2 separate regions of the Homo sapiens genome follow, and region 1 is linked to region 2. Evidence: read pairs that join two places in POLR2A ChIA-PET (ENCODE). Cell type or tissue: OCI-LY7. All regions are shown on one strand. Each heading gives the region's core, and the rest is flanking DNA. Links, peaks and the distances in the headings are about the cores only.

Region 1 (12,215 bases), core at 4,747-9,746, 60 kb after region 2:
ATCTCATCAAGTATACTGGAGTCCTGGGGCTTGGACTTTTGACAATTATTAACTCCATTTTACAAAAAAAAAATGTAATAGATCTCAGAGAAGTTATGGGGCTTGTCCAAGGTTTCACAGATAATCATAACTCTAATCTGAACTTGGATGTTTGACTTCCAAGCCCAGACCTCTTTCCCAGAGAGCTCCCATCAAAAGAAGGTTTTGATGACCAGGCACTGAAACTTGGTACTTAAATGGTTGTCCTTTGACCTAATCACAATCTCCCCAACCCCTACCCCCACACTACTTTAATCCTGCATTTCCCTAAGGTGCTCTAAGGGTAGTAGGAAGAATCAGCCATTGTTTCAGGTAAGGCTTCCTGTCTTCAGAGTACAGAAATACACTTAGGGTGGCTTTCACTAAAAAAAAAAAAAAAAAAAGGAAGGTGTTAACTCTAAGAATATGGGAGTGTCCCATGGAGCCCAAGGACAGGTGGGAAGCTGGTTTCTCCAGGGAGTGGACCTTGGAACGGGGAACTTGTGTGAACCGAAGGCACCCTCCTTTCTCCTTCGCTCCAGAGCAGCACGGCCTTCTGCCTGTACTGTTCTCTGATGTTTGCTTCTCTCTTTCTCTCCAGATGGACTTTTCTGCCCTCATAAACTCCTGCTAATTGTACCAGCTAATGCCATGGAGCACTTAGGATGTGCCAGGCTGTTCAAGAATTTTTCCCATATTGACTTATTTATTCTATACAACTGCCAGTGAATAGTAATGGGACTATGATGATCTCATTTTACAGATGAGAGGAGCAAGGCACAGAGAAGTGAAGTAACTTGTGTAAGGTCACACAGCCCTAGGTGACACCCCCCCGGGCAGTCTGGCTCTGGGATCCATGCTCTTAACCACTGTGCTACATGGCCTCCATGGCCTAATGCAGTGTCTTAGTCCCATTTTTCATACTTGACAGTTCAGTATGGACTGAACTGACAAATAGACTGAACCTGGCATTTCAGTCCTCAGCAGGGACTGGCCAGCAGGGAGCCCTGTTCCAAACTTCCCGCAGAGAGGGATCCAGGTGCCCACCTCTGTCCCACTTCCCAGGGCACTGGCATTCCCAGGCTACCCAGCTGCACTGAAGTGGAAGGGTTATGCAGTAGAAATGTGACTTCCAGGCAGGATGACCTACCATCCGCATTGTCCAGAGAGCTGCCCAGGACTTTCAGTGCTAAAAACAGACAACACCAGGCAAAGCAAAATGGTTGGTTGCTCTACACGGGATCAAAGGGGTGAAGAGACAGTTCTCAGAGAAATGAGCTGTTAACCAAGAGAGTACTCCAAAGGGTGATGACTGGCCACATAAGGGCTCTCTTCCACCCCATTCACCCCCACTCCCCAAGAAATGGCTTCTTGCTTCTCTGCATTCTCTTGATGTGATGGGCCAAGATAACACAGAACCTGGAGTGTCTATGGACCTGCTGGGTTCCAACAGCCAGGGGAAAGTTCCAGCAGTGATTGAAGGAAAAGGTTTTGACAGGAAAAAGAGGAAGAATTAGGGAATTTGCCTGAAACCAACAGGCAGAAGCTGAAGCAGGGAAGCAGAGCAAGTTGGGGAGGTTCAGAAGTGCCCCCCACCAGAGGCTGGAGCAGGTGCCAATGTATTCAGTTCACAGAGGTCTGGGCAGACAGTGGTGGGCACCACAGGTCCAGCAATAAGTCACAATGTTCTAACTTTATGCTACTCTCTAGAACTATGCCCCCATGTTTCAGTAAAATGAGCACTGGCTTAGGAGTCCTCTTACGAGTAAGATTCAGTTTATTCTCTTTGAATAACCAGACAACTTATCAGAAAAATGTGGCACAGCCAAGCCCACTAAAAAACTGGGCCAGAAAAATGCCTTGCTCAACCATAGTAGTGCTACTGATCAGATAACAACCTTGGCTCTTAGTGTTATCTATATGCAATGTGCAAACAGAAGACGGAGGATCAGCTGTGGATTGAAACTCTAACATCGACAATTGAAAACCTCAATTTTGACTTGCAACTAAATGCCATAATCAAGAGCCATAAAATGTTCATTCTTGTTGACCCAATCATTCCCATTTTAGAATACATACAAGGAAATTATCTTAAATGCAGATAAGGATTCTCTAAAATGCCATGTATCACAAAGTTATTCCTAATGATAGTTAATCAACTGAAGAAATAATTAACTTGAAAAAATATTATGCGATCATAATATGATCACATGATTATGTGATTAACCATATAACAGTTATGGTTATAAAGACTAGTGGAAAACATTTAGATATAAAATTATATGTAGAGTAAGAAAACAATAGTACAAAGGCAACAAAAGTCAAAATTTATGTAACGCCAAACAGGACAGGAAGGGTTACACCAGTTTTCTGCTGATGAGAGTTTAGGTGTTTTATTGTTGTTGTTGTTTTCCTATTTTCCTTTTCAAAATGTGTATTTATAAGTTTTATAATGGAAATAAATTCTCTCAGCATCTCTCAACTATTCCTCAGTGCGTTTTGAAAGTTTATGTAAATGGCCGGGCACGGTGGCTCACACCTATAATCCCAGCACTTTGGGAGGCTGAGGTGGGCGGATCACCTGAGGTCAGGAGTTTGAGACCAGCCTGGCCAACATGGCAAAACCCTGTCTCTACTAAAAAGTGCAAAAATTAGCCGGATATGGTGGTGCACACCTGTAATCCCAGCTACTCAGGAGGCTGAGGCAGGAGAATCGCTTGAACCCAGGAGGTGGAAGTTGCAGTGAGTCGAGATCATGCCACTGCACTCCAGCCTGGGTGACAGAGCAAGACCTTGTCTCAAAAAAAAAAAAAAAAAAAAAAAAAAAAAAAAAAAAAAAAGAAAGTCTGTGTAACTTATCACCGTGTGTGAGGGGTTTATGTGAGTTCTGGAGACCTACTGTAAATTCTGCACTGGTCTTCTCTGCGTTGCCTGGTGAATGGGGGCTGCTGTACTTACTGTGTTCGCCGGCAGGGTGAAGTTCAGTGAAAAACTCTGCAAGATAGAAGTAAACATTAAAGCTCCCAGGGATGGTCAGCAAGCTCCTTCCTCACTTCCTCAAACTCACTGACCCTGGTGGATTCCGAGAGGTCATTGATCCTATAGACTCAGCCAGCCCCCATCGTCCTGCACAGTCTTGGCCCCAAAAGAAGGAAGGGGAGGCAAGGAGCCTGTCATGAGTTCCTCCCTCAGCATCAAGTCAGTCTTGCCACCGCCCCCAACCAGGTCCTCGACCAGGATCAGATGAAGAGGCAGCCTGCAAGGCTATTGTCTGAGGGGTCCCATTCACAAGGGCAGCAAACACATGACTAGAAATTCAGCAAAAGGCTAAAATTATGTTTATTCCCTCTAGAACTCCTTTGAGACAGAAAACTGTTGAATTTAGAAGTATTTTGTGTTTTCTCCTTGGAGTAGAAGGTAAGACCCCCAAAGGGCATGGTCTAACAAGAACACCTGATCCTTACCCGGGGAAGGCAAGGCTTCTGTTTTTGCTACAACTGAGGCAGAGGTTCTAGGTTGCTGGAGCTGAAGTGGCCAGGAGGACAGGGGAACAGCAAACCCTTCTCTTTCCTCCCCTCACTTAGTAGATGGTCTCACCTCTCCCGCAAATATGGAGTCCAAATTTAAAGATCGTGGGCTCAGTGGAGCACCAAGTAGCCTGCCCAGGGCCTCAGGTGGCTCCTTTCTCCTCCCTGTCCCTAGCCCCTGTTACTCTAGCCTTTCCAGGCTGCTCCTTACCAAGTCCTTTCCCTACCTAGATTGGAATGATGGGTGGACCTGTTCTGACTCAGCCAGTGAAACTATTTTCCCCTCTTTCCCTGGGTGGAAGTGGTCTTGTTCCCACTTTCTGGACTCTCAGCCCCTTGGGTCCAGCCACCCTGGATTAATACCTCCTGGCTGGGCCCTCCTTCAGCCTCGGTCTCCCTGACCCCCAGATATTTCCCTGGGCTTGGTCTACACCACAGCTTCCCGTCTTTCCAGCATCCCAAGACCAGATTCTGTCATTGTAGAAACAATGCATTCATTAAGTTTTAAAATTAAATGTTATCCAACAATAGGAAAGTTGTGAAACATTAAAGAATCCAAAAGAATCATGTTTCACACCTGAATTACCTGAAAGATCATCTCTCTCAAAACCCTCATTTTCCAGCAGAGGAAACTGAAACCCAGGGACTTATCAGAAATCACCTCATGGACAAATGAGAACAGTTGGAGCCACATAGACCAGCCAATGGGCCGCAGTCTATGTGACTCAACCCCAACCCGAAAGATGGTAACAGAGGATCTCATCCCAACAGAAGCAAACTGACAAAACACCTATTTCAGCTGACTTACTGATGGATTGGAATTCAGATGGGTTAATGAACAAGAAAATCTTTTGTGAACCAGAAGTGTTTTAAGCACCTAGAATGTGTAAGTCCCCCTAGCTTTTGCCCCAAATATTATGTCCTTCAATCAACGTGGCCCTGCTCAACTAGCACGCTTCAGTGGTGCCTCTGCTCACTTCTCCCCCTCTTGGCAATAGGACACCCGCATTTTATAGAGAATAACCAAGCCTCAAGAATTTGAACAGGTTTCCCAAGTCCAAACAACTACTTAGCTGTCACCAGAACCTGAGTGTCCCGGTGACAACCTCTTTCCACCACTCTGCAAGGCTTCCAAGCAACTCCAGTAGTCTCTGTGGATGAATCAGAGCACCCAGGCTGACAGCACTGTGCACCTCTGCTTCTGGGATGACGGTGGAACACAGGGACGTCTGGGCCTCTTAGGTCAGGGTCCTCTTGCTCAAGGGACCTAACCACTGCTCTTCACGCTAGCACCAGACCAACACGTGCTGCAAGGACACTGGATGGTCGCTGCACTGAATGCAGCTGCCCAGAGCTTTATCTCATCAGTGGGCACTGAGGACTGATGTCAGCAGCCCTAAGACAAAGCTTCCTTTGGGAGGACAGTAGAAGAGGGGGTGCAGCAACAAGTGGGCCATTGCATGTGTTGTTTATCAACATTCGGATGACGGAGATTTTGGCCAATTTCAGAAAGACACTCATATTTTGTAGAAACACAGTACAGTGCTCTCATGGAGAGAAAAACATCGCACAAATTAGGGTGGAGAAGAATCTGATGCAGTGCCCTTCAGAGACACAGCTGAGTGGGATGATGCAACCCTGAGCTTGGAGCCACCTGATCTAAATTCGAGCCCACACTTAGCCACTTAGGAGCTGTGTAGTCTTGGATAAGTCACTCAAACCCTCTGGTCTCCATTTTCTCACAACAAATCTATTCTCCAAGGCTCAGTTTTCCCATTCTCAAAATGGGATACTATTAACTTGCCTTGCCCACTTCACAAGGGAATACCGTAATGTCATCTGTGGCAGCTCCTTTCTCCCAAACTGTAAAACACCCTCTGTGTTTTAGGGATCACGTGGTAGCATATTCTTTATGGCCTGGCCAGCACAGAGCTAAGGATAGGAAAGTTCTTGTGGAATGGAATTGCAAGCATGAGTTAGTGATAGTCAAAGTACTAGAATTGGATACAATGCAATTATTGCTTACTGCTAGTCTGAGCACTATGCAGTATCTACACAATGATTCTGAAGGCATTTTGGGATCTCAGTGGCTGAACGTCCTTCATTATAAGTTTGCAGTTTGTGAGAGGAAGGAGGAAGAGACAGGATAAAAACTTACTGCTGTTGAAGGTGTGCTGGGTATAAGACCCCATACTCACAACCTCCCCATGAAGGGAGCACTATTATTCCTATATTATACCTGTGGAAACTGAGACCAAGATAGGTTTTTGCTCACCAGCTTTTAAGTGGTAGAGATCAGGTTAGATCACAGATCTCCCTAACTCCACAGACTGAGCTCTACTCCTTTTAACAATGCTTTTTGTAAAAAAAAAAAAAAAAAAAAAAAAAAAAAATTCCACAAGAAAGTGAGATTACACAATATTCTTCTTTTTGTGTCTGGCTTATTTCACTTAGCATAATGTTCTCCAGGTCCAAATAGGACAAACATGGCAAATGGCAGGGTCTCCTCCTATTCTAAAGCTAATATTCAGTTGTATATATACATATAAACCACAGTCCCTTTATCCATTCATCCACTGATGGACACCTAGGCTGTTTCCATAATTCTTTAGTAAATCACAGAACCCTCTTGTTTTCTCTTCTAACTTAGCAAACTTCATTTGATTGAGTCACAACAAAATATTTATCACAAGTAAACAAGAAAGATGGAAAATTTCTGATCAATGATGACCATCCATGTTGCTGATGATGGAACAAAAAGCCAGATTAAACAAGTAAGACAGATAAAATCGTTGATTAGATCCATTGCTTCAACTAGAAAGGGAACATAGGTGAAACATCTACTCTGTACTCTTGTATGTGGGGTTTTAAAAACAAACCTTAATACCAAAATGAAAGACAAGATCAGCAAATATTAGGTGAGAAGTTTAAAAAATTATTGGTATTTTGCATATAGGAAAATAATTTAAAATAAAGTCCCTTTACTTCATTGTACATTTAATTGAATTTGGAGGTTTTTTATAGTAAGAAATGAAAGTTCGATTGAGAAGAGATGCCAGCTTTCACTCACCATTTCTGACAGTCTCCCAGGAACCTTCTTCGTACACTGCCTTTGGTAAGCTCCTTTCTCACTGGCTTTATTGGCTTGTGTCTTTCATTTGTAGGAACAGTTAACTGACAAAGCTGCAGAGGCAGGCTGAGAGGTGGCTCCAAGAGAACCCTGGCCAAGCCATTTATGGTCAGGGGAGTAGCCAAGCCCTCAGTCCATCCCTCGGGAAAGATGGGCTGCTGCTGCATGGCCGACGTGTATGGCCTGGTTCACCCACCCTCTTTGCCTTGATTTTCTGTCCTTACTTTTCAGGCTGCTTTCTTGGCTATACCTCCATCTCAGCAAAGAAGCCACAGCTGGCCTGAGAGCTTGGGGGCTTCTGCAGCCTGCAGCCCTTTGGAAACAATGGGTTACATGAGGCTGAGGCTGGCCACTCCATCCCCAGCTGACGGGAGTCCACATTAACCATGTTACTGATAATGATGGAGTCATTGTGTTACATGGACAACAGCATGGACATTCGGGATGTCTGGAGGAGGGGTGGGGGCCCATTCTGTTGCAGGAGTCACACTGCTGGGGGCTCCAGCTGCTGCAAGGTGCTGCACTCAGTGGCCAATGAGCTGCCTGGTGTGAGTTCAGCCTCACCCCCTCTCTGTTTTTGTATTTTGGGTGGGAAGCTCTCTAGACCTGGAGGAAGCCATGGACTTGGGCTGCTTTATAACTTACAATTTCCCTGTTAGGGATTTGCCTCTTTAAAATGGTGAATGAGTTGCTAATAAAACAACAGAATTAAACCAATAATTTGGCCATTGAAATGAAAACCACTGTGAGAGGAGCAGATAGGAGTGTAAGGAGAGAGCGACTCAAGTGACAGAGGAGGCCGTTGTTTAGATGACTCTGGGAGATGGCACTGAAGCTGTGCGTGAAAGATGAGAAGAGGGCAGACATGTGAAGGGTTGAGGGAGGAGAGTCCCAGGCAGAAGCCACAGCAAATGCTAAGCCCTGTAAGCTTGGTGCACTCCCAGAGCAGGCAGGAGGCCGGTTGGCTGGAACAACATAAACCAGGGAGTCACCCGGGAAGGGGCTAAGGACGGAGTGAGTTTGAGCCCTTTTGATGTGACATGGGAGGGCATGGTAAGATTTTCATCCTTAGATGAAACCTTTTCCAAGGGTTTTTCAGTGGGAGAGATGCATGATGTAATTGCTGGTGACGAGGATTGCTAGGGCTTCTCTGTGGAGCCAAGATTACAGGGGAAGAGAGTGGAAGCAGGTGGCTGGCTAGTGGAGTCCAGGTGAGCGATGAAGGTGGCTGCTGTAGGAAGACAGCAGTGAATGATTGTGCTCTCTACTGTGGAGGTGGAGCCACTGGGATTAAATGATGAAAAAAATATGGGGCGGGGAAGGGCGAGGTGAGGGAAAGAGAAGAATAAAGCCAACTCCTGGGTTTGAGGCTTGACTAACAAAAATGGAGATGCTATTAGCTTAGGCAGGTAATACTGGAGAAACAGATTGCCCTTACACCTGAGTAGCCTAGGGGCTGTCCAAGTGTGGGTGCCAAGTAGGCGACTGGATAAAGGGGATCTGGGGCTGAAGACATCCGTTTGGGAGTGGCCGGCCTGTGGATGGTTTTAAAGCCCCCGGTGTGCATGAGCAGGTAGACAGGGCAGAGGGCCAGGACAGCTGCCAGGGGTTCACAGACATTTAGCAGCCTGGAAGAGGGGGTGTCACTAGCAAGGAGAGTTGAGTGAGGCAGGAAAATCAGATAAGTTCGGGGGTCACAGGAAAGAAATTTGATTCAAGAAGGGGAGTAGATGTTGGTTAATTGTATCAACTGCTGCTGAGAGGTAGCCTCCGAAGAGGTCAGAAGAGCCTTCTGATTCCCAGTATCGGGGTTGCTGGTGGCCTTGACAAGAGCAGTTTAGTGGCACAGTGGAGACCAGATTGCCTTTAATCAGGTGGTTTTTCCATCCTGGTTGCATACCTGAATTACCTAGGGAGTGGTAGGGGGCTGGTTATAAAAACTCTTGATGCCTAGAACCTGCCCCCAGAGACTCTGACTTGATTGATCAGAGTGAGGCAGGGGCATCCCCAGGGGACGCTAACGAGCAGTCAGGGGTGACAGCTGCTGTTCTAATCAGTTCTTAGACTGTGGTAATCAGCCACCTGCAACATGGCCGACACTGATGCTATCCTAAACAAGACCAATGAGGCCTCTGCCTTGTGGGCTTCCAGTTTCCAAGACTCCACAGTGACAGCCTAAACTGAACCTACTGGTGACAACATGGTCTAGAGAGACCTCTGTTTAGAGCCACAGCTGCCCTACTGGAAGCTGCATGGTCTTAGGCAAGTGAAATAACTTCTTCCAGTCTGAGTCTTTTAATCTACAAAGCAGGGATGATACAATTTATGCAATTAGACTACTTGAATCAGCACAGCTCGTACAAATGATGCTTTTAATTTTCCTTGACTGGCGTAGAATCAACCTGGACCATAGAATTCCAGTTTATGGCCCCAGCACTCTCTGGCAAGGCTGTTTGTGGATGGGGAGGGCCACTGAGGTCCTTTTTGGCACTTTTGTTTGCTGTGCATCCACTGATCCATAACTCTGCCTTCTGATGGACACATTATCTCTTTAGAAGAATTGTTGACATCTTCAGGCAATTGGTACCCCTGCCTAAGTGTCCATCAGTCATGACTGCCCAGTCACAAGCATCAAAACCAGACTCTGCTTAATTTTTTGAAAAGGAAAATTTGGCCGGGCACAGTGGCTCACGCCTGTAATCCCAACACTTTGAGAGGCCTAGGCGGGTGGATCACCTGAGGTCAGGAGTTCGAGAACAGCCTGGCCAACATGGCGAAACCCCATCTCTACTAAAAATACAAAAATTATCTGGGCATGGTGGCACATGCCTGTAATCCCAGCTACTCGGGAGGCTGAGGCAGGAGAATCGCTTGAACCTGGGAGGCGGAGGTTGCAGTGAGCCAAGATCATGCCATTGCACTCCAGCCTGGGCGACAGAGCAAGACTCCATCTCAAAATACAATACAATACAATACAATACAATACAATACAATACAGTACAGTACAGTACAGTACAGTACAGTACAATACAATACAATACAATACAATACAATACAATACAATACAATACAATACAATACAGAAAAGGAGAACTTACTGACTGAGTATAGTGGAGCTCTCAGAAAGGACAGAGGGCTAGAGAACCAGGCTCTGGAAGGACAGAGTGAGGTTGCTCCCAAACCTTCAGCAGCAGCAACTCCCAGACGGTCTTTCAGAGGTGTCCTTCCAGGGAAACTGAGCTCCAAAATATCTCAGCCCTTTTGCCTCTCTGATCAGGACTCCAGTCCCAGGAAGAGGATTTGGTTGGTCTGGCTTGGTTCATATGGCCAAGGATGATGTACCACCTGGCTAACAGTCCCCCCAGTGAGGGTCCCTCCAATGGAAGAAGAGGTGGTTCTGCAAAATGAATTTGGCATTGTTACCTAAAGGAGAAGGAATGGATGAAGTGAGTAAGCTCTCCTTCTTTGGAAGTCGGGCCTGAGAATCATCTCCTTAGAAACCATAGATGGAATGCCCTTAGTGGGTGAAAGATTGGGGCCACCAACTCTGAGAATCTCGGATCATTTATATTTTGTCACCATTTAAATTTGTACAAGCCCAATCACATGGATGGTCTTCCCTGTAACAACCGGTCAGCTTAAAAAACTGGACCATTCTAAATGACAGGTGGCTGTCTTAGTCCATTTGGGACGCTAAAACAGAGCACCACAGACTGAGTGGCTTATAAGCAACAGAAAGTTATTTATCACAGTTCTGGGGGCTGGGAAGTCCAAGATCAAGGTGCCAGGAGATTCAGTGTCTGGTGAGGGCCTGCTTCCTGGTTCCTAGGCAGCTGTCCTCTCTCTGTGTCCTCACGTGGAGGCTGAGGGATCTCTCTGGAGCCTCATAACCTAATTACGTCCCAAAGCCCCCGCCTCTCAATACTATTACATGAGGGGCTGGGATTTCAATACATGAATTTTGTGGGTATACAAACATTGTTGCAGTGGCCTTGTTCTAATTTTTAGAAATCTTTATCTAAAATGTTAATAATAAGGTAGGGATAAAGTGAAATTTTAGAACAAACAGAAGAATTATAGTCATTTTCCTATCTACAAATGTCACATGTGAGAGTCATTACTGCTGCCCACCAATGTTGCTAGTTTGCCTTGTTCTTGTCATGAAGTTAAGGACATCCATGTGACTTGCTGTGATCAATGAAATGAGTAGAAGTAATATATCATTTCCAGGTAGTTTTAAGAGCCAGTGTGTCATGTGCCACCCTTTCTTTCCCTGTATTATAAAACCCAGCAATGTTCTGATGCTGCTGCTTCATCAGCCTGGTCCTGACTGAGGATGATATGGAAGAGTTTCCAGATGACCAGAAATGAATGTGTAGTGTGGACAAGAAATAAATCTTATATAAAGCCCCTGAGATTTGGGGGATAGTTGTTGCAGCATAAGCTAGCCCATGCTGACTGATATACCAGCATTCATGCCCTTGCACCACTGGGACTCACCGTTAGCTATAGAAGATAAACCTTGCTGAAGATCTATAGCCTGCTTTCTTTCTTTCTGTCTGTCTTTCTTTCTGTCTTTCTTCTCTTTCTTTCCTTTCTTTCTTTCTTCCTTTCTTTCTCCTTTTTTGTTCTTTCTTCTTTCATTCTTTCTTTTTCTTTGTCTCTTTTTCTCTTTCTTTCTTTTTCTCTCTTTTTCTATCATCTATCTATCTACCTATCTACCTATATCATCTATTTATCATCTATCAATTATTTATCTATCAACTCTATGTAATTGGTGACTGCAAATGGGCAGAAAAGTCAAAATCTTGAGACTATGTATAGCACAAAACAACTGCATGTGTTAAAGGATTTTGCACTGAGAGCAATCTGAGTGCTTCTAAAAACACAGTTGTATAATTACCGTTCTGTAATATAACCCACAAAACTCCAAACATACCCCAAAGCCTCTTCATCTAATCAACCTGAAGAGGGTGTCCCTTATCAGATGGAGTCCCTGTCTTTGTGTTAGAAATAACCCTGTATCAGTCAGGTTCCCTGCAGGAGACAAGTAATGTACACTCATTACTACATTTGAAAAGTGTTTATTAAAATGACTACCTATAAAGGTTTCCCTTGAGGGAAGTGCAGTACCCCAAGGTTAGACAAGCAGGGTGTCATTACCACCCCTAAGCCTGAAGTGGAAAGTGGAAGGAGGAACTTCCAGGGCCCCCAGTGGGGAGGCCTGGAACACTCCCAGTAGTGTTCACCTACTGGGAGCCATAACCTTCAGTCTCGGGTGTCAGATGTAGTCCTCAGACAAATGTCCAGATAGAGGAGGGTGGCGATGGGAGCTGAGGGGCAAATGGAAGATGTCTACCACATCTGGATGGTTTCGGCAGCAGACATCTTCACAATTAGGTTGTAAGATTTTCAGCTTGTTTTGGTGTAAGAAAGGGAACAAATTTGAAAGCCATCTTTAGCTTTGCTCATGACTTTCTGGGTCCATTAGTGAACTCTGTTCTGGAGTACTTGGATACTAACCAGAGAGTGGAAGGCTG
Region 2 (12,215 bases), core at 2,847-7,846:
GGCAAGGGCTTGGTGGTGCAAGTTTGAGTTGTCCAGACTATAAAGGAAAATGCCTCACCAATTAAAAGTAGTTGTTTAATTTAACAAACCCAAATATCAATAGAGAGTAGGGAAGGAGTCTATGCCTCTCTATCTTTTTAGCTTTACATGAAGGAGGACAACTGGAGTTATCCATCTCAGCCGTGCTCAACAAATATTCTAAACCAGTGGTTTTTCAAGGTCGGTGGCACAGGAGGATAACTATGGAGTTTGTAAAAAACATGAATACTCACCCCCACCCCCACCCTTTGGGATTCAGATTCTATTAGTGTGCAATGGAGCCTGTTCACTGATATTTTAAAAACTCAGGTAGTTTATTGTGTAGCCAGGGTTGTGAACCAAAGTTCTACACAGAGAACAAATATTTATGTAACAATGTATTCATGTAACAGGCAAACTGGGTTTTTGTTTGTTTGTTTTTGCTTTGTATCCATTGCTCTGGGCTGAATGTTTGTTTCATCCACAAATTCACATGTTTTTGCCTTAATCCCCCATTTGAGATTAGGTGTATTTGGAGTTATACCTTTGGGAGTAATTAGGACATGAGTGTGGAGCCCTCCTGAACGGGATTAGTGCCCTTAAAGGAGGAAACACGAGAGAGATGATCTCGTTCCCCACCATGTGAGGATACAGCAAGAAGGTGGCCATCTGCAAACCAGAGCTAGTGCCCTCACCAGGAAACTTTTCAGCTGGCACCTTGATGTTGGATTTCCCAGACTCTAGAATGGAGAGAAATAAACTTCTCTGGTAATTTTGTTACAGCATCCTGAAGTGACTAAGACACCCTGGTGATCTGGGAGACTCCAATGTGTGGAATTTACCTAGTTTTCCTCTAAGAGCTGCCAGCCTCCTCTTGGATTTTCCTGGCACTCTTCCCCTTCTCTCCCTGTGCCCTCCTCCTAAGTTATCTAAGGCAAACCTCTTCCTCCAGTAGAAGTTCTTTCTGTTGGACACTCTTCTGCCCTTTCTAATAGAGCTGAGATTTACTAGTAGTACATAGGTTTACTTCCGCTGAGAATAAGTAATCTGCTCTCTCAGAAGCTTTGGAAAGGAGCTAGGCCCTTTTTCACCAAGTTAAAACATTTCAGTTAAATATAATCACACCATTTAGCACCTAATTATAAACTATTACCTCCACAATTTAAAAATATTGAATATGAGATTTTGTTATTTTTAAAAAGTAAACAATTACTCACAGAGCTTTATAAAAAAAGATTACTATGTTGAAAGTGAGTCCCTACTTCCCCCTACCCCCATCAAATTATTCTCTCTGAGAAACACACGTTTAAAATAAATCTCAAATTCGTTGCATTGAGAGCTGAGTTTGGTACCAAATTCACGATGTGACATTGTTTCTGCTGGGCCGTTGAACCCCTTTTTCCTCCCAGGTGGTGATGAAAGACTTTCACTTCCTGGCAAAGAATAAGAGAGGGTTTTGGCTGCATCCCCAGCAAAACCAGCTTTAGATAAATGGTTTGGCACAAACACTTGTGGGCCTGAGCTCTCCCCTTCTATGCATTAGGGGTGTGTCACTGACAGAATTCTCACTGGTCTCTCTGGATGGAAGAGGAATGGTGTTCACAGCCTATACTTTGGGCTGTCATCTATGTACAAAGACATGTGCTAAGCCCTCTAAGACATACAAAGAAGGTTACACTCTAAATGGGAAGACGAGCCATACTTGTCTACATAAAGGAAGGTGGTCAGGGGCAGAAGGTAATTGAAACAGGGTAAGTATCAACAATGTGTTATTAAGGTGAGTTCCCAGGAAGCCAGCCCTGAGATGGGAATTTGTGTGCAGAAGTCTATTGGGGATGCCCTTGGGATCATCATCTATGGGAGCATGAAGGAGGAGATTGGGCAGAGAAAGAGTTGAACCACTATTTGATTGTAGTACAGATCTCAGCCAATCTAATAGGATGCTCTAGAGTTAGGCTGGCCCTTCAGAGTTGTCACCCCTTGAAATGAGATGACCTGACCTTTGTAACCTTCCCCCGATCATTGACCAATAAGTGGAGGGGTCTGTCCTTAGGCAAGTGTCTCTCTTTGTCAGTGAGCCATCAGCTCTGCCATTGTCAGTAGCAAAAGGAATGGTGACTCCATCCTGAAGGGGTCTCTGGGCAGCTCACCACAGCATCCACTACAGAGGGAGATCTGTGACCTTGAAGATAAATGTGTTTTTGGTTGTTGCTGTTTTGCTTTTTTTTCTTTGAGATGGAGTCTTGCTCTGTTGCTCAGGCTGGAGTACAGCAGTGTGATCTCGGCTCAGTGCAAGGTCTGCCTCCCAGGTTCAAGTGATTCTCCTGCCTCAGCCTCCTGAGTAGCTGAGATTACAGGTGTGTGCCACTATGCTCAGCTAATTTTTGTATTTTTAGTAGAGACAGGGTTTCACCATGTAGGTCAGGCTGGTCTCAAACTCCTGACCTCAGTTGATCCTCCTGCCTCGGCCTCCCAAAGTGCTGGGATTACAGGTGTGAGCCACTGTGCCTGGGCCAAGGATAAATGTTTATAGCACGAGGGAAAAAGGTACATTAGTAAGGCACTGGGAGTAACTGGGGAATCTGAAGCGTATTGTTATGATCAGTCTCTACTTGCTATTCATTTCACTCTGATAAGACCATCTCAATCCCCTAGTGTTATAAACACTACAAATACTACTATAGCATAAAATGTCCTCCATAAGATCCAGTAAAGAATAGCTGAAATATTTAGCTGACTCTTTTCAAACCATAAAGGTCAAACACATTTCAAGTTTAGTTTAATTCTATTTTACAGTTTTGGTTTTATAACCCAAAACTATTGTTTTCCAATTCACTGTCTAAATAATTGTGAGATTCTGTCTGTCTCTCTCTTTATTTATTTATTTATGAAATCAGATCTGGCTCTGTTGCCCAGGCTGGAGTGCAATGGCACAGTCATGGCTCATTATAGCCTCAACCTTCTGGGTTCAAGCAATCCTCCTGCTTCAGCCTTCTGAGTAGCTGCGAAGACAGGCGTGCACCACCACACTCAACTAATTTTTTTACTTTTATTTTTGTAGAGATGGAGTCCTGTTTTGTTGCCCAGGCTGGTCTCAAACTCCTGGTCTCAAATGATCCTCCTACCTCAGCCTCTCAAAATGCTGGGATTATAGGCATGAGCCTGGCCTCAATTTTTTTTTAAGGTAGTCTTTTTTTTTTCCAGTAGTTTTTGGGGAACAAGTGGTGTTTGGTTACATGGATAAGTTGTTTAGGTGTGATTTCTGAGACTTTGATGTACCCATCCTCTCTCCTTTTACAATGATTTCTTTATGATGTGCCTCCTTGGTCTGGCACATTTATGCCTGTTTCCATCGCTACCATCATTAGTTTCTTTCAGATCTTTGCTAAAATGTCACCTCCTCAATAAAGCCTAATTGGATAATCTTAGACTGCCATCCCAACCCTGGCATACGCTGTCCCCTTTATTTCTCTCTACAGCATTTATCACCATCTGGCCTGCTTGAGATTCTTGAATAATTTTATTTATTGTCTGTTTCCTTCTAGTAACAGACAAGTATGTAAATCCCATGAGGCAGGGGTTGTTTTATTCACTCTGTATTATTAATGCCTAGAAGTGCCTGGCACATAGTAGGCACACAGTCAATATGCATTGAATGAATGAATGGTCCCAGCTGAGGCTTCCACGGTTCTCTTCTGGCCATTTGCAATAGTGACCCAGCTGGAGTAGCAGCTTCAGCTCTCTGCACCTTCCAGGAATCCCGTTTTGGACCACGGGATATACACATCACTGCAGGGCTGCCTTCTGTGGCCCTGCCTCGGGCCTGCCACTGTCCTGCTCAGAAGCTCCCATGACTTCTTAGTGCCAACTCAGGCTCTGGGTGGTCTCTGAGGTCTGCTCCAAACCTAACTTCTCTCCTTTTCTCCCATCTGCTCAAATCCTTCCAGCCCTCCTGGCCCCCGACAGGCTCCCTCTCATGTGAATGCCCTTCCTGCCACCCTTTCCTGCCCTCCTCTGAATTCCTCCAGCAGATGAGTGTAAGGGGGCAAGTTAAACATCTTCCAGGGCCTTCTGAAGAATGTGAGGATAAATGGTAAAGCATTTCACAAAGCCTAACATCTTTAGAGATGACTATTATTGCCAGTATGTCATGATAGTATTATTGTATCATAAACTTCTCAATTCAGTAATAGATGTCTGGAAGGTTGAAGCTAAAGCATCAAGCCACATTCTCCAGTTTACCAGTAATAAAGCTGATCTTGTGACTCTGGTCACAGTGGTGTGCTGGAGTCAGCTGCTGCCAGCTCACAAGAACCCATGGCTAAATGTTCTGGAACTCTGCGAGCCGACTGCTAAACATTCACATGCACCCCACTGCCAACTGACCCATGCTTGTTTTGCAGTCAGTTCATAAGCTGCAGGAGAGAAAGATGTGTTTAACTGCTTACCTTAGAGACGTTATCAGTCAAGAAAAAGAATTAAAAGGATCTGGTGACAGAAGTGAAGGAACAGTTTGGGGAGTGATGATGAGTAGTTCTGTTTCAGGCATTTTGAATAATATTTTTCAGTGGAATGTAAACGGGCCTGGTGCTGAAGAGAGAGAAATGGGCTAGAGATAAAGATTTGGAAGTTATGGGATATTGGCAGGACTGGAGGATTTTACCCCCGGATACCCAGGAGCCATGGCCCCAACCACTGATCCACAGCACAACGTCTATCATCTCACTCAGGCTCTGTTCTCATTCTCTCCAGTGGCCCCAAGTCATATCTTATTATAATTGTCTCCTGATTCCTTCCCTTCTTTCTCCCTCCTCAATTCACCCCATTCATTATTGCCTGATTAATTTCCCTAAGGCACCATTTTGATCACCTTCTGTGTTTGCTTAAACACCTTCAGCAGCTCCTAACTCTTTGCAAATAAAATCCCAACTGTCCTATTCAAATTTGTCCTTGAGGCAAATCCCTGTACTTTCTCCCCTCCATGCCTGATATTCATGCTGTCACCCATAATTTTGTATACAGTTAAGTTTAATAAACATTTTGGAATAAAGACTAGAAGTCACAAATAAGCTGCTGTTGTCCATCAGTTCCATTGTTCTAACTATCACTTCTCATGTTGTAGATGAAGGTGAACCCCTGTTATAACTAAAATATAGAAATTTCTTGTACTTGTTAGGCACCCAACATATATAGCTACCAAATGCTTCTTAATGGCAAGAAACAAATTTTCCAAGGTTTATTTTTCATTCAAGACACTCTACACATGCTCCTGGCAAGGCAGTTCTAAGCTCCAGAAGACACTTGCTGCCAAGAACCAAACACAGCTGTTCAGGCAACAGAGGAAGCTGGTGCTCGGTGAAAAACCAAACCAAAACAAAACCCTGCCCGCACATTTGAGGATGGCACAGGTCCCAGATCTACACCTTGAAACGAATAGAAGATACAAGATATTTGATATAAAAGAAAATGAAAGTGCCGGAAACAGAAGTTTTCTCTCTCAAACTGACTTCCTCCAACGTGCACAGAGAATAACAACAGGACTCCTAAGGATAAAAATAGTGTTTGCTGATGGGAAGAGGGCTACTTCTCCACTGAACCATGGAAAACCTAAAATCCTCCCCATTGTTTCCTGCCCCATACACTTGTACTCAATAAAGATCTCTAAGAATGATCATGTGGAGACTAAATATTACCCAAAATGGAAAAAATTTAAAAACAATCCCGAACTAAGGGGAGAAGTGGCTGCCTGGGAGCATCAGCATGGAAACCAGTGAGCAGCTGTGTTCTTTGTTTCCTCATAGCCATCATCACCTGAACAGGCAGGAGCATTGGTCACATCTGCCAGCATCATGGGAGTGGCAGCATGAAAGGGAGGACAGAACAGTGGCCCAGCTCCCATGTGGACCAGGCAGGCAGTTGTCATGCTATCTTATTCATCACTTACAATGTGAAGAAGTTGGCACTATGACTGCTATTTTACATGTTGGAAACTGCGAACCCCCCATGGGGTAAGGGAATGGCCCAAGCTCATACATCTGGTAAGTAGCAGGTGGTTCAGGCTTGTGTAGCTCCTGAGGCACCAATACTTCCAGTTGCATTCAAAAGGGTGCTGTAGGTGTTCTACAAAACAAACAAAGAAAAGGTAAGCATGTTGAGAATACAGTGGGCGAACACAGTTTATTACAAACCTTTAATGTTCTAACACACATTGTATAGAGTTTCTCTGGTTTCCCTACACTTAATTCACTGCAGAATTTTTGTTTTGCCTGGAACACTTCATGGGACCAGTGTTCCCATAAATCATTGCAGGACACCCCTCTGGTCTCATTAGAGTCTTAGGTCTGTTTTATTTTTTTGTCTTGTTTTGTTTTCTTTTTTGAGACAGGGTCTCACTCTGTTACCCAGGCTGGAGAGCAGTGGCATGGACAGGGCTCTTTGCAGCCCCGATCTACTGGGCTCAAGTGATCCTCCTGTGTCAGCTCTTCCTAAGCGGGCTGGCACCACTTTTGGAAGAGTCTAGGGAAAGCAAAAGACCATTGGGAAGGATTGTGACAGGATTACCTACAAAGTATATGGGAACACAGGGAAGGGAAGGGGGAACAAGGAGAAACCTGCACTATTACAATAGCAATGGACAGTTCTTGGAACTTGCATGCCAGTGGTCTTTGAAGTGCTTTAGTCCTCATAGCCACCTGTAAGATAGAAATCATTCTAACCCCCATTGCAGAGATAAGGGAAATAAAGCAAAGAAAGGTTAGGTTTTGAATTCAGGTAGTCTGGCTCCTAACACCTGTATTCTATTTGTTCATATTGAAGAGTCTTAAATGGAGCAGAATTCTCCACCAAGTAGCATAAACAAATAAACTTTTGTTAAGACACTGAGATTTGGAGATTATTGACCAATCTAGTAGATCAAGGAGAGTGCTCAACATCTGATGCAAAGAGCTTCAGAAAATCATAGTATAGTAAGAAGAAATCAATTCCTGCTATTGGCAGCAATGCCAAAGAGCATAAGAGAACTCTGTATAGTGTTTTATTATTTTCAAGGCACTTCATGAGCACGATTTAATTTAGTTCCTGAGAAGGCGATGAGACATCTGTGCTCTCAGACCTTATTTCACACCTCCCTTCACCACAGGGGATTGGTTTAACAGACATTAATTGCTGAAAAAGCAAAAAGAGGACATTGAGGTAACTCAGAGAAAGAAACTGCAAGAAGCACACTACACCACTGGGCTGGAGCAACAAAGGGATGGAGCTGGGATTGTTGAAAACTGGAAGTTTGGAGCAGGGCTCCCATGGAGCTGGAACACAGATCTTTAATAAGGAAGTGCTGCCTGTCGTCCCTGGTGCCATAGAATTTCATAGGGAAACCTCTGCAGAGCTGGGGCTCAGACTTTTGAGGAGATGTCACCTAAGTGGTATTGATACCTCTGAAGGGTACAGTAAGACTGGGTCTGGTTGTGCAGAAAAGAAAAAAAGAAAAAGAAAAAAGCTAAAGACTAGAACCAATCACTGCTGTCTGAGTAGAGAACCATTACTGCGAAGACCCTGACCTTTGTAGCAGCAAGCAAACAAAAAAGGTCACCTCTTTCCTCTTATCTAGACTTTCAGTCTCCCTCTGGTATCACCATTGGCAGAGCCTGACATAAAGTCAGCTGGCAAATGAGAAAGAGAATTTGCTCAGTCCCAGCCTCAACCTCATGGAATCCATCAGAAAAAAGGTAGATTTGCAGCTGAGAGATGATAGCCTGATAACCAGACAGGCATCAGTACATTTGAAATTTTTGTTGGTAATGTTTTCAATACCAGTGACTCAAAGCAAATTAAAATGTGACATTGTTTAATATGATATTTTGATGATTTAGTAGTTTCACAAAACATATATATCCGATTTCAGATTGAACTGGAATGTCTCTAAAAACAAAACATAAATTACTACGAACTGACATTTATTGAAAGTGCTACCTTTGTGTCAAGCACTCTGCCCAGCAGGTTATGTGGGCTATCTCAGTCCTCATTTTACAGATGGGGTAAAGCTGAGGCTTAAAGAAGTTAAGCAACTTGCTTTGAAGCTTCAGAGCAATAGAGACAGAATTTTTATGGGCAGCCTGACGAAGCCTGAGCTGTTAGCCACATCTCAGTACTACCTCCCCATTCCCTTTACTGCTTAGGTGGTGCACCTTTACTATTAGGTGGCTATACCTTGGGAACGAACACAACAATCCCAGACTCTTGCTAGAATCATTTACTTAACTCCCTGCTGCAGCACCATTTGGTAGCTAAGACTGCATTCTAACATGAAGCATTCAGCTCTTCAGTAACCAAACACATAATAGTGAGGGTCAAAATAGACTCTCATCTTCCAGTTGATCTCTAGCAAACAGTCATAGCATCCGGGAATTTCAGGGCTGCATTATAGGCCCTTACCAGATGTCTGAATTCCCTTCTGTTACAGCTCAATAAACAGTTATCCAGCATCTGTTTGAATACTTTTCATGACTTGTAACACACAACTGTATAAAGCTGCTCTCTGTATATTTTTAGACAGCTGAGTTACTAAACAGGTCTTACTTGCGGAGAACTGGAATCTATTACTCTACAATTTCCACCTGAAGATTTCTGATTTTGCTTTCTTGAGCAACACAGAGTGCTTTACCCATGCCTTAAGGCAGCTGTCACATGACTCTTCCCCTAATACGGTTGTGAGGTGCTCACGTGTTTTGGAGATAGCAAAAGTCTCAAATAATATGGCACAGACGGCCAGCCATGGTGGCTCACACCTGTAATCCCAGCACTCTGAGAGGCCGAGGTGGGCCGATCACCTGAGGTCAGGAGTTCAAGACCAGCCTGACCAACATGGTGAAACCCCATCTCTACTAAAAATACAAAAATTAGCCAGGCGTGGTGGCGTGCGCCTGTAATCCCAGCTATTCAGGAGGCTGAGGTAGCAGGATCGCTTGAACCCAGGAGGTGGAGGTTGCAGTGAGCTGAGATTGTGTCACTGCACTCTAGCCTGGGCAATAAGAGCGAAACTCCATCTCCAAAAAAAAAAAAAAGGACAAAGGGTGAGCAGAGCTCAGATTGGTTATTGGAGAAGACAATACAGAGGAAGGCTCCTTGGTGGTTAAGAGTAGTCTTTTAAAATCAGACAGATCTGAGTCCAAATCCTAGCTCAATCATTTCTCAGTTGTGAAAATTCAGTAGCTCTGTGACCTTGGGCAAATTGTTTAGCCAAATGAGAAAGGTAGGACCACCTGACAGTGGTATTGTGAGGATCCTGTCAGCTAAGGCTGGTAGGTGCTTGCCTTGGCCGTGTAGTAGCTGCTCAGGAAATGAGATCTATAGAGTGTATTGGTGAAAGACAAATTTAATTTTGCACATAAAGTTATGAAAATGTCTCCTTATGGCAGTGGTTATCATCTAAAAGTCATACCATCCCACTGAAGAAGACCTATTTTAGGGTTTATAACAGACTACTCTCTGGACAACCTTAATCCACTTAAAAAACTAATATATGCATACAGCATTTGGAATCCAAAGAACTGAATTCAAGATATGGCTTGGCCCCTTATTCTGTGATCTTGAATAACTGAGCCTTGGTTCTCTTGCTTATAAAATGTACCTATGTAAGTGAACAGGTGGTAATACCCACCATGAAATACTATGGAGCAGTTAGAAGCAACAGAGCAATTAGAATACGGATCTGGAAAACATAGTTCCAAGTGAAATAAAAAGGTGATTGGCAAAATGAGAAATGTAACAATGCCATTTATGTAAAGTCAAAACAACCACAAGCAGAATATAACACCCATGCAAATAACAGACATCCAGTACAGTGTAATGATTGTCTACAAAAGGAGGAGAATGCAAGTGAGTTGGGAGGTTTAAAGGGGATCAATAAATAAAGACCACAGAAGGGCCTCAGTACATTTAGAAATAAATAACATGCAAACAATGATGCTTCCCTACCTTCCTCACGAGGTTACTCTGAGGAGCTAATGAGATTGTGCGTATGAAAACAAAAGTTAATTGACTGTCTTCATTATGATCTCCATATTGGACAAATGAACTGAACAGAGATAAAAATTCCCCATCACACTTTGGCAGGAAGCTGTTGCCAGGGCAGCACCTGTGAAGCCCTGGCCTGGCTTCAGAGTCTGCTGGTGAGATGACATCAAAACCCTTCGTGTAGGAGGGTGGCAGTCTCCCTCCCTTCTGGAGACACCACCAGATGGGCCAGCCAGAGGCAGCAGCAGCCTCTTCCCATGGATCCACCACGAGCGTCCCACTTGAGCCCTCGGAAGAAGAGACCCCGGCAGACGGGTGCCTTGATGGCCTCCTCTCCTCAAGACATCAAATTTCAAGATTTGGTCGTCTTCATTTTGGAGAAGAAAATGGGAACCACCCGCAGAGCGTTCCTCATGGAGCTGGCCCGCAGGAAAGGGTTCAGGGTTGAAAATGAGCTCAGGTAGGACAGCATCGATCTTGCTTTGTAAATAAGCAGAGGCTTTGTGAACAGCTTCTTGGGAACCCAAGGAACCTGTGTTTTCTTCCACATGTGGAAGAGGTGATCTTCCCACTGGGAGAACAGCAGATTTGAAATCAAAGAACAACTAGTTAAGGAAAACGAGATAAGTGGGGACTGAATACAATTATATTGAAACTAGTTGACACCAAAAGATGAGATAAATTTTTTGTTTTTTGCTTTTCACTCCTATGAGATGTGTTATTTAGGGATGATAAGCAGAACACTAATTGGAAAATTTAATGCTGAACCACTCAATTCTATTCTTGACCAATTTGAACAAAGTATCACTGGGTTCAACAAAAAAGTTTTGGCTACTTTGATGCAGAAAGATGATTTGGTTGCTTGGTTCTTACCTATACATCTGGGCGTGCTAAGGCAGCTAGCATCTGTGGTGGGCGAGGATGACTAGCCAGCTTACCACAGGCACCCAGATGTGGCCTTGACCACATTTTTCCAAAGAGTGGTCCTAGTGGGGTTCTTAGAAAGAGAGATGCTAGGTAAAGATGTATTCACTGTTAAGACAGCTCTGTCCAGGGATGACAGACATCACACTGAGTGAGATGTAATCAGAGCCCAGGCAAGGAGGCGATAGAAGCATTTGGACCACCTAGATTGGTTCACTCACTAATCCACTCACCTTGAACAGCAATTATTCTTGTTGTTTTTCTAACTTCTGTGTAAGCTCTTCACTGATCTCAAATAGATGAAGAGAAAACAAGCAAAATCCAGAAACAAATGGTATTAGAACCTTGACATAAGTGATGGTTCTGGATTAAACTGTTAAGGGGCTTGCAATGAAGGAGTAATGATTTATGCAGTTGACCGCTTTGACTGTGCAAGAAATAAATTGACCACAAATTTTCAGGCAAAACTATAAAAATTTTATGTGAAAGGACATTTTGATTGTATAAATAGTCTTTGATATTTGAAAATAAAACTGACAAGCATGTCATGCAGAAGAAATGTCAGCTTCCAAGTGTTGAGGAGACATATTTCAAAAGTCAATTTTCAGATATGTTAATGTTCGCAACACCCTGATTCATATGACATTGACTTTTCATTCATTTTTTGCTAAAATGCCCCATTCAGAAATTCCTGAATTTCCTATGGCCCTTCTTCCACCTGATTTCTCTTTGCAAGGTCTCCTTTTCTCTCTTGCTGCCTCTCTGTAACCTCCTACAGCCACTCTGAATCTCATTTTCTAACATCCTTTCCAAGAAAATCCTAGATTTCATCTAACTGTTAAGCCTGCCTGATATTACAGACTTACATAGAAGGCTAGAGTTGGAGAAGACAGGAAGATTATATAGGTAAAGAAGCCAAAAAAATAGATTTTTTTTTTTTTTTTTTTGAGACAGAGTCTTGCTCTGTTGCCCGGGTTGGAGTGCAGTGGCACAATCTCGGCTCACTGCAACCTCCGCCTCCCAGGTGCAAGTGATTCTCCTGCCTCAGCCTCCCAAGTAGCTGGGACTACGGACACGCGCCACCACAATCAGCTAATTTTTGTGTTTTTAGTAGAGACGGGGTTTCACTATGTTGACCAGGATGGTCTCTATCTCCTGACTTTGTAATCCGCCTGCCTTGGCCTCCCAAAGTGCTGGGATTACAGGCATGAGCCACCACGTCTGGCCAAAAATAGATTTTTTGGAAAAGAAATTAAAAGCCT

Evidence for each region. Peaks named below come from ENCODE experiments on the same cell type or tissue, not always from the same donor. Only the 100,000 strongest peaks of a DNase experiment are listed, where the experiment ranks them.
Region 1: POLR2A ChIA-PET joins it to region 2 with 6 read pairs; 3 of 35 experiments call an interaction of 5 or more read pairs at or near these places.

The regions. Positions count from the first base shown.
Region 1 is chr10:96,352,279-96,364,493 of GRCh38, forward strand. It overlaps OPALIN (oligodendrocytic myelin paranodal and inner loop protein), which reads right to left and starts at 6,724. Exons shown (of 6, transcript NM_033207.5): 1 at 6,616-6,724; 2 at 2,977-3,012. The coding sequence starts at 6,618. In OCI-LY7, for the core only: no CTCF peak of the experiment used is centred there; no DNase peak of the experiment used is centred there.
Region 2 is chr10:96,294,212-96,306,426 of GRCh38, forward strand. It overlaps DNTT (DNA nucleotidylexotransferase), which reads left to right and starts at 10,223. Exons shown (of 11, transcript NM_004088.4): 1 at 10,223-10,489. The coding sequence starts at 10,287. In OCI-LY7, for the core only: no CTCF peak of the experiment used is centred there; a DNase peak (open chromatin) is centred at 5,380; H3K4me3 peaks cover 1,219 bases; H3K27ac peaks cover 1,753 bases.